Regions from separate parts of the Homo sapiens genome. Here region 1 is linked to region 2. A link is a loop called in an ENCODE intact Hi-C map of the cell type or tissue named here. Cell type or tissue: mammary epithelial cell. All regions are shown on one strand. Each heading gives the region's core, and the rest is flanking DNA. Links, peaks and the distances in the headings are about the cores only.

The links. Peaks named below come from ENCODE experiments on the same cell type or tissue, not always from the same donor. Only the 100,000 strongest peaks of a DNase experiment are listed, where the experiment ranks them.
Region 1: it touches region 2 in a loop (4-fold over the local background); 1 of 110 quality-filtered maps calls a loop at or near these places.

The regions. Positions count from the first base shown.
Region 1 is chr1:152,484,083-152,489,013 of GRCh38, reverse strand. No RefSeq gene overlaps it. Among named protein-coding and RNA genes, the nearest start is that of LCE5A, 24 kb to the left of the region's middle. In mammary epithelial cell, for the core only: a CTCF peak has its summit at 2,406 (motif pointing left); a DNase peak (open chromatin) is centred at 953; H3K27ac peaks cover 1,388 bases.
Region 2 is chr1:152,867,243-152,872,173 of GRCh38, reverse strand. It overlaps LOC105371444 (a long non-coding RNA gene), which reads left to right and starts at 3,971. Exons shown (of 3, transcript XR_922149.2): 1 at 3,971-4,364. It overlaps LOC105371445 (a long non-coding RNA gene), which reads left to right. Exons shown (of 4, transcript XR_922150.1): 2 at 1-103; 3 at 501-1,180; 4 at 2,781-2,844. In mammary epithelial cell, for the core only: CTCF peaks have their summits at 621 (motif pointing left) and 2,162 (motif pointing left); DNase peaks (open chromatin) are centred at 653, 873 and 2,173; H3K27ac peaks cover 240 bases.

The DNA of each region.
Region 1 (4,931 bases), core at 354-4,353, 380 kb after region 2:
AAACAACCAGAAAACGATTAACAATATGACAGGAAGAAAACTTTACATATCAAAAATAACCTTGAAAGTAAATAAATTAAATTATCCACTTAACATATATAGACTGGGTGGAAACAAACAAACAAACAAACATGATCTAACTATGCTTTACATGCTGCCAGAAGAAATGCACCTTACCTGTTAAGACGTATATATACCGAAAGTAAATGAAGGAAAAAAGATGTTTCACACAAATGGAAACAAAAAGTGAGCAGAAGTAGCTAGATTTATCAGATAAAAGGGACTTTAAGTCAAAAAGAGTAAAAAATAAAAGACAAAGAAGGTCATTACATAATGATTAAAGGCATTAATCCAGCAAGAGGATATAAGAATTTTTTTTTTTGAGAAGAGTTTTGCTCTTGTTGCCCAGGCTGGAGTGCAATGGCACAATCTCGGCTCACCGCAACCTCCGCCTCCTGGGTTCAAGCGATTCTCCGGCCTCAGCCTCCTGAGTAGCTGGGATTACAGGCATGCAGCACAAAGCCCAGGTAATTTCGTATTTTTAATAGAGATGGGGTTTCTCCATGTTGGTCAGGCTAGTCTCAAACTCCTGACCTCAGGTGATCCGCCCACCTTGGCCTCCCAAAGTGCTGGGATTACAGCCATGAGCCACCGCGCCCGGCCCAAGAGGATATAAGAATTTTAAATATGCACCCAACCCTGGAGTACTCAATTTCATTAGCAAATGTTTGATCTAAAGAAAAAAAAATAGATTCCAATACAATAATAGTAGGGAATTTCAGCACTCCACTCTCATTATTAGACAGATCATCTACACAGAAAATCAACAAAGAAACATTGGACTTAAACTGGACACTAGACCAAATGAACTTAAGACACATTTACAGAACATTTATCCAAGAACTACAGAATACATATTCTCATCAGCACGTGGAACATTCCTCAGGATTGACTATATGTTAGGCCACCAACACAAGTCTCAACAAGTGTTAAAAAATGAAAATCATACCAAATATCTTCTCAGACCACAATGGAATTAAACAAGAAATCTAATAGGAACTTTAGACACTACACAAATACATGAAAATTAAACAACATGCTTCTGAATGACCGTTGGGTGAATGAAGAAATTTAAATGGAAATTTAAAACATTCTTGAAACAAATGAAAATGAAAACACAGCATATCTTGGGACACGGGAAAAGCAGTGATACAAGGAAAGTTTATAGCAATAAACACCCACATCACAAAAACAGCAAGATTTCAAATAAACAATCTAATTATGCACCTTAAAAAACTAGTAAAGCAAGAAAAACCAAACCCAAAATTAGTAGAAGAAAAGAAATAACAAAGATCAGAGTGGAATTAAACAATAATAGAGACTAAAAAAAATACAAAGCATCCATGAAATAAAAAGTTGTTCTTTAAAAGGTAAACAAAACAATAAACTACTATCTATACTAACCAAAAAAGAGAGAGACAAGACCCAAATAAATCGGAAACTAAAAAAGAGACCTTACAACTGATATCACAGAAATAGAAAAGATTATGAGAAACTGGTATGAACAACGATAATCTAATAAACTGGAAAATCTAGAGGAAATGGATAAATTCCTGGACACATACCACCTAACAAGATGCAATCAGAAAGAAATGGAAAACCTGAAGAGACTAATAATAAGTAGTGAGATTAAATCAATAATAATAATTTTTAAAAAGTGTTCTAGGAAGCTAGGCAGGATGAATCAAATGGGACTGGTTGGGGAATGAAGGGAAAGGCGGGGAGGGGTGGAACTCAGAAAGTCTTCCGGGAGGGGAGGTGCTGAGCTGATCCTTATTGCATGAGTGGGGCACCCAAGTTAAGGAGCCAGTGAAAGGTGGTGGGCATCAGGGGTGTCATGTGGAGGCCAGCTGAGACACATCTAAAACCTGCATCTATGCCTGCTTCCCAGACCTAAAGGTGGGACCTGGAGAAAAGCAGAGAAGCAGGAGCTAAACCAGAGCTGGAGAGGTGTGCAACTGGAGGGTCTTTCCCAGTTCAGCTGGAGAAAGGGAGATCAGGCTTTTTAGGATAGCAAAATTCATGCGCTAAATGGAAATGTATAAAGAACAAGCAACTTCTTTAGTCTGAATGGATATAATGTTGTTTCTTGAGCAACTGACCCACCTGAGGTGGAGATAAAATTTCTGATTAGATGTCTATATTTCTGTCTCTTCTGGTTTAAGAAAATCTCATTTTAGGAAATAACTCAATCAACATAACTTTTACCTCCTGCTTAGCATTTTTTATCCCCTTTCCCCTTGTCCTGTACTGATGGCATCTGGGTTCAGGACAGGAACCCCAGGCCCTAGGGGTCACACGCAAAGGAAAGCCTGGGATTCCTCTGCTGGATTTTGGATTTTTGCTGCCCCCTACTGTAAGGGGGACTGAACTGACCAAGTTCTTGGTCTAGGGTCCACTGATGAAATTTGTGGCCAGTTAACTTGTATTCTGTTCCCATGGCCTGGGCCAGCCCACTGATCCTCCTGGCTCACCCAAGCTCACTTTAGCTCTGACTGGAGCTGGAGATACGAAGGAAATAATGTATACAGTGGTCCATTTCCAAGATAAAGTGCCTTAAATTGTCTTAGGTCAGCAAACTACAGAAAACACAGGATATACTAGGCCCCTGCTTGGATAGCCAACATCTGCTTGTAGCCCCTGCCCCCTGTTTAGTTGCCCTCACCCAAACCAAAGAAGTTTAGTCTAAGATGAAAGTTTACTAGCCTGCAAAATAGCTCACTTTGTCTGTTCTTATCAGCCTGCCCAACTACTTAGGTCATAAGTCAAATACTTAAAGAGCCCCTGAGCTGACTAGGATTGCAATGCATTGTAGGCTGCAACAAAATGCTGCAAGACAACACCTAAAGCCCCAACCCAACAAGTGATAGGTGATGTCTGGGAAGATTGTGACCCCATAGTACTTAGCCTATGAAGAGTCCGGGAGAGGGACCTGTGCACTAGGGGATAAATTGCTTGTTGTAACTGTGCTAGGTGTGCCTGCCCATCAGACAAGCTGTCTTGCAAGACCATCATTAAAAGTTTCACTTTAGCTGTTCTCTGGGTCTCTGAGTCCATTCTTTGGGATTGGATGGGTGAGTTTCTTTCTCACAACCTGGTAACCCGTATGGGGAACTCTGTGCCTGCATGGAGTGGGACTCCAGCTGAGAGGGGAGATACATCCCACCTGATTTAGGTGGCCTGCTCTGTCTGGGTGTCCTGGCTCCCCACAAAAGCAGAAGACAAACCTGAGACTGTTATTCAGGAGACAGTGGAAGTGACACAGGGAGAAAAGCAGGCACCATGGCAACTAGGCAAACTTGTGCATGAGCCAAGGTAGGAAAATTGGACTATAAGTACTGCCTTGGTGGTTAGGCATTTTCAGAGGTTGAGTGTGTGTGACTAAGATGTACCTTAGATACAAAGCGAGTGCAGAGTCCCAATTGTCCCATGAGGAAACAGCTGGAGACAAACGAAGCAATTCTTGAGGTGTCGAAGAAACTTCCAGTGTGGGGGCTGAGTACACAGGAAAAAGCTCAGACACAGAGACTAACCAAAAACGGGAAATAAGAATTCTAGGCTTAGGAAACAAAGGAAAAAGGAAACTAAAGAGACCCCCCTCTAAAATTCCCCCAGATAATCCATTGGGGAAAATGCTGCAGGTTTGGAGGGATAACCCTCGAACCAGGGACAAGGAAAAGCAAAAGATAATAAATATTGCTGTTTTATCTGGCCCAAAGAGCCCGTTAATCAGCCTCAGTCTTTTGGCCTAAGTTTGGCTCAGATGAGGACTGGGTGTGCCAAACTTAATTCTCTATGTAAATACCAAAACTCCAACCTCACAAGAGGAGGTGGGTTATGCTTTTTGTTGGATTAGTGAATTAACCCCCATGATCCCCCTTAAAGAAAAAAAAAGAGCATAATAAAGGGCCTTTGCCCAGTGAAATCCCTGGCATCCCCTAACATGCTTTCCCCCTGCCCCATACATCTCACAAAGTAGAGGACAGGGAGATCAGGAGGCAACAGGAAGGCAAGAGGAAGAGGAATCTGGGGGTCATAAAGGAGCTAAACCCAATGCTCTCTTAAATCCTTATCCAAATTTAAGGAAAAAAATTAGAACAATGTTTTAAAAAATTTGAGAATTTACCTATTCCTTCTAAACAGCAGGTGTCTAACATGTACCCTCTTAGAGACTTCCCTATGGGACAGGAAGAAGTTGGATTTGTGGGTGTGCCTCTAACAAGTACTGAGGTTAGGAATTTTAAAAAGGAAATAAGGCCACCATAAAAAAATCCCCTAGATTTAGCAGAGCAGGTAGTTCAATTTTTAGGACCAATTTTTATACTTGGGCTGAAATGATGTCAATTGTAAATATTCTGTTTGCTGGGAAAGGGAGGAAGAGAAAAAATAAGAAGGTAAATTGGAAAGAGAAAGGGGAGGAAACAGCAAAGGTAGAGGACCAGAGAGAGACAGAAAGAGGAAGAAACTGAGTGTAAGGGAGAAAGGAAACAGGGGATGACAGAGAAAGCAATAGAAAAAGGAAATAAGTGAGAGAGAGACAGGAAAAGACAGATCAAAGACACAGATGGTGAGACTGGGGAGAAAGATAATGTAAAAGGAAGAACAAGTATAAAAGAAAGAAAGAGAAAGAGAGAGAGGCCATAAAGGACAGGAGACAGAGACAAAAGTGCAAGTAAGCAGTAGCGGCCACAGCTCTGCTGGTAGAGGAAATTCAAAAGTTGACCTTCAGCGGGGCCCTGGTAGTAAGCACCCCACATCAGGTCTGGAATGTATTAAACCAAAAAGCTGGAAGATGGTTAACTAATTCCCAGATTTTAAAATATAAATTCATATTACTACTACTACTAATAATAATAATAATAATAATTTGG
Region 2 (4,931 bases), core at 411-4,410:
AGGTGCTTGCTTTCAGGCAAGCCTCCTGGCTGCTCTCCTTGCCTGCTCTGATTGCTGTCCCTAAGTCGTGCATATATTCTCGAGCCATCCCTGGGCCCATCTAGTGAGTTATTTACCTCTGGGGCTAGTCGCCACCAAGATCCGAACAAGCACAGGGCCATCTCGGGTCCTCAATATTCTGAACAATCTGTAAATAATTTCTGAATTTGCATTAGCTTCTTGTGGTCTGTAAAAAGCCTGAAATAGAGTAGCTAGGTGACCAGCAGTACTTCCTGTGTCCCACCAGGTGAACTGGAACCAAAATTAAAGCTGCGGGCTTCAACTAAGCCCTAAACTGTCCTCCTTTGGGATCTGGGAGTAGGTCCTCCCTGCCATGCTTCTGCTTTCAAGAGGTTGAAGTATCACAGCCTTTTCCTAACTACACTCTACATCTTGGATCCCAACTTCAATTAGAAATAACTATTCCTGGAGGTAACTGTGGTCCTCTTTTTTCTCCTCAGGCATGATCAAGGTGATCAATATAAGAATACCCATCAAGGTGATAAGTATAAGAATCTTCAGGTAATTCCTGACTGCACATCGCTGCTGCAGTCTGGGTGAAGGCTTGGCTTTGCTGCCTCCTGGTGGAAAACACAGCCATCCGTAACAGTCCTGAAGCATGAGCAATGACTCCTCTTTAGTTGATTTATCTTACATATGAATTCCAAAAGTCTCCATGGTACTGTGTATGTGCGAGTGAGTGTGTGTGTGTGTGTGTGCGCGCGCGCGAGATAATCAGCGTGTCAGTTACCAATTTATTATCTCTCAGCTCCAAACACACCCTTCGATTTGTGCTCTGGGACAAACAATGTAATCCCTCGAATCCTTTCTCCATTAAAGTGAGAACAATGCTAAACTTTCTCCATAGGGGGCGCTGGAGGGACACTGCAGTTGGAAGAGGCAGGTAGTGGGGAGTGTGTGGCAGTCCGGTGGTGCCCGCCACAAGGGCCCAGAACGAGATCCCTCTGCCTCCTTGCAGCCTTGGTGTGAGGATGACCTTTTCACAGCCTTCTCATCCTGAAACCAAAGCCCCTCCATGGCCTCAGCTGCCCATATCAGCTGTATGGAGGTGGGGGAGGGGCAGTCCACACAGAGCTGCGGCCCCCTTTGCAAGCCTGCTTGCTGCCCATGTACTCTGAAGGTAAGCCTGGACTCCCACTGCATATCCAAGCCACATGGTTCCCAATGTCGGCCTTGCCCTGCATTGGGAAGGTGACCTATTGTTTGCCCCCTATTGGAGGGTTTAACTCCAGACCCACCCCATCTAGCTAAGCCAGAGCACTTCTCTGCTGACTGGTAGCTAAACCGCACTTTTCCCAATAGGTAAGAGCCCCTTCTACTTTTGTCCTTCTTTGGGTACCCTCCCTGAGCTTTTTTCTTATGTCTTATAGTTTAGTCTTTCTTTTATTAATTGTTACTAATTCTTATATTAAATTCCCTCTGTCTAACTTACTCCATCACTTCTGTCTCCTGATTTGACTTGCTGCTACAGTGGAATAACTTAGACTCAAAGCTTAGTTCTATAATTTACCAGCTCTGCGTCTTTGAACACATTTCTTAACTTCAGATTCTTGGTCTATAAAAAGAGGATGGACACAGTACTTTTCTACGCAGTCGGTGTGAGGATTAAATGAGATAGAACACATTAAGCTCCTCGAAGAGTGCTGGTACAGAGTTTGCCAGCAGTTACATAGGACCAATTCGGGACAGAGACAGAAAGAAAGGGAGGAAAGATAAACGGTCAGAAAAGAAAAATAAGCCAAGAAAATGCCAGAGAGAACAAAAGGTAGCAAGAAATGTGAACATAGACACATGAAGCAAAATCCAAGAAATCGATAGGCAATAAGATTAATAAGATTATTAGGCAAGAGATTCATCGGTCTTCTAATTTATTGAAAATAAACATTTTATACAGTACTTTACAACTTAGGAAAAAATTCAAATATATTACCTTATTTAACCTTCAAAATAGATCAACTTAGTGTCTCTTGTCTTTGTTGATGTTGTTTCCATTTTCAAATGTCTAAGATGAGGCTCGTAGAGGTGTTCCAAGCCACACTGCTGGCTTGTAGATTGGAGGGCCTCATCTCCCCGTGGATCCTGTGGTCTTCCCGCGATTGCCCTCTTGTGGTCTGGTGTGTAACAACACCTCATACTATGCAAACCATGTTGTTGGCCCCAAGCCCTGCAGAGGGTTTAGCTCTAGTAATTGTTGCTCTGTTTTCATTTAAGCCAACTTTGGTCCCCAAAGAAGACTCTGCATGACACGGGAAGGTGTCCACCATGACTCAAAGTAGTATTTCTAATTATCGTCCCAACTTTTAAAATTTTCTTTTTTTGTTTTCTGTTATATTGTACTTAAAATTTATATAGTAATATGTGCAGATAATTCATTAATAAATAAAAGTATACACATTGCTTACTAATAGAGGCTTGAATAACATTGCTCTAGAACTACATTTCCCAAAGTTATTTGAACACAATATATGTCATATTTTAAATTTAATAATGAAATAATACATTTAACTTTGTTCGAGAAATACAGATAACGGCCCCTTTGTATTATGGTTGAGAAAAAAATGCAAAGGTCTCACAAATTTATTTTCTCAGTAACACATCAAAGCAGAATACATGTGTGTAGTAAAGTTAATCATATTTACTAACGTTGAATAGTATCTCAAGTATATGCTGATATTGAAAAATAAGATAAATTGCATTGATGAGTTTTTCCCTTCCATTAGACACTATACATCAAGGCAAGGATGAACCAGAAACTCTGCATGCGAATTCATGCCCAAGTTACAGGTGATGTATTCCCAGGTCAGATAATTTGTCAGTGACTTTCTGGCCTTCTCTGATTAGGCATGTTGTTTTCTTAAATGCAGATTGTATGCTAAGAATAAAATTAGTATGTGTTATTTTTATCACAATGATGCTTATATTGTTTACAACATTTGTGAAGATAATTATCACTTGTAATTATTATTTTCACAGAACACCTATTAACAAAGCATGGAATCTCTAATAGTCTCTGAGAGCCTTCAAATACTTTAACAACTGCAACCATTTGTCTAATAGCAACTTACATTGAGACCACTATACATAAAACAGATAAGAGCTTATTTATTTATTTAAATTTATCTTTTACATTAAAATTTATATCAATTAGTTAATTAAGAAAAATTGGGTTATTTTGATGAACATACAAAACTCAATTCATGAAATGCAGATGATAGTTGTAGTATTATTAATTAGTCTCTGCATCCACTGTTTTTCTGTATTTTTTCTTTCTGGTTGGGCAGTACTGGTAAAATAATAGTTACTTTGCACATGGTCCTTGGGGCCTTTGCTTGGAGCTGTCCGGATTGTGCAGTCCACAACTCAGGGAGCACCAGTCACAGCACCAGCTGTTAGACAGTTGTCAGGATTTGTTTCTTGCTTTGTTTTGGTTTTCAACAGCTTACTTTACAATTTTGGCATATTTTTCTATTAGATTAACCTCAATATTTGAAAAAATAGTTATAAAGGATTTGGAGACAATCAGCAGAAATGTCTAAGAACTGTTCACATTCCTTGACTGAAAAGTGTTTAATGACAAAATAATTTTTAAAAAACAACTATGTCAGATAATGTAAGTGTTGAATAGAGAACTATTTGATATGCTATGACTTGACAAGATATATGACATTATATAAAGCAATGTAATGTATTACTGGCACATCTATAATGTGAGACAATCCTTGATGCTATTCTTAACATTTTAAGATTCCTCAGTCCTTGACTGGAACCTTTTAAAAGCAATCCAGCCACAGCCAGTAGGAATGGAGGTGGTGAGGAATGGGAGTGGGGGTGGGAGTGGACAGGACTCTGTTCATCCTCCTGGGTCCTCCTCAGCACTCACAGCCTGCTCTCTCATTCTGCCTTGATGACACTCAGCACTAACTGGTCATGCCCTCTGCCTGTTTGTCTCAGTCACCAGCAGAAGCTCAGGACTCCCAAATTGCCTGCCATCACCAGGATTCCTCCCTTCCCCATAGGTCTGCACAATCCCCAATGGGACTCCATCTTCCATCCTTCTCCAGCACCCTAAACTCCCCACAAGCCCTCAAGACTCAAGGCTGCACATCGAAAAAATGTGCTGTATCAACCAACTCTTCTCACAAAGCCACCTCCACCTTCTTGTCCTAAGTGAAACCTGAGTTCCGCGTAGTCCTCTCATGGTCTGGCCATTTTCTTCTTGCCCATGCCTTTGTACTCATTGGGCCAAGGAATGGGCTAGGCATCCATTACACCAACCACTGCTTCTCTTCATTGCAAATCCCCAGGTAAGTATCTGGCACCCTGTTCACTGTTGCTCAATCCAAGACTTTCTGTCATGGTCTTTGGTGATTTTAATATTCACAAAAATGATTCATTTAATAATTTACTTCACAATTCTTTGACCTCTGCACCTCTCACTGGTTTGTCTTTCATCCTAACGTTCATCTACTCCCATGTCATACCAGCCTAGACCAGTCATTATTATTAACAACTACAACCCTTCTGTAAAATGAGTTTCAAATAGTCCATTTCCCAAACCTAACCTCCTGTATTTCCAACTTACTTGCTCTGGTATCCCACTCTGAGAAGTTTTTCAATACGCTGGAAACTACAATTCATTGATACCACAATGTTTTATCTGGCCAATATCTCCTTCATGTCTTCATTTCTCTTCTTACCCAGTATAAGCTCCACAAACTATCATTAAAATCATGTGCTTGCATAATCCATGTCTCTCTTGCCCCTCTGTCTCTCTCCCCGAATTTCCAACATTTCCATCACTCTTCTCCCTTTCAATGACGAGCATACTTATTATGTTACTGAGAAAACAGAAGCAGTTATAAGAGAACATC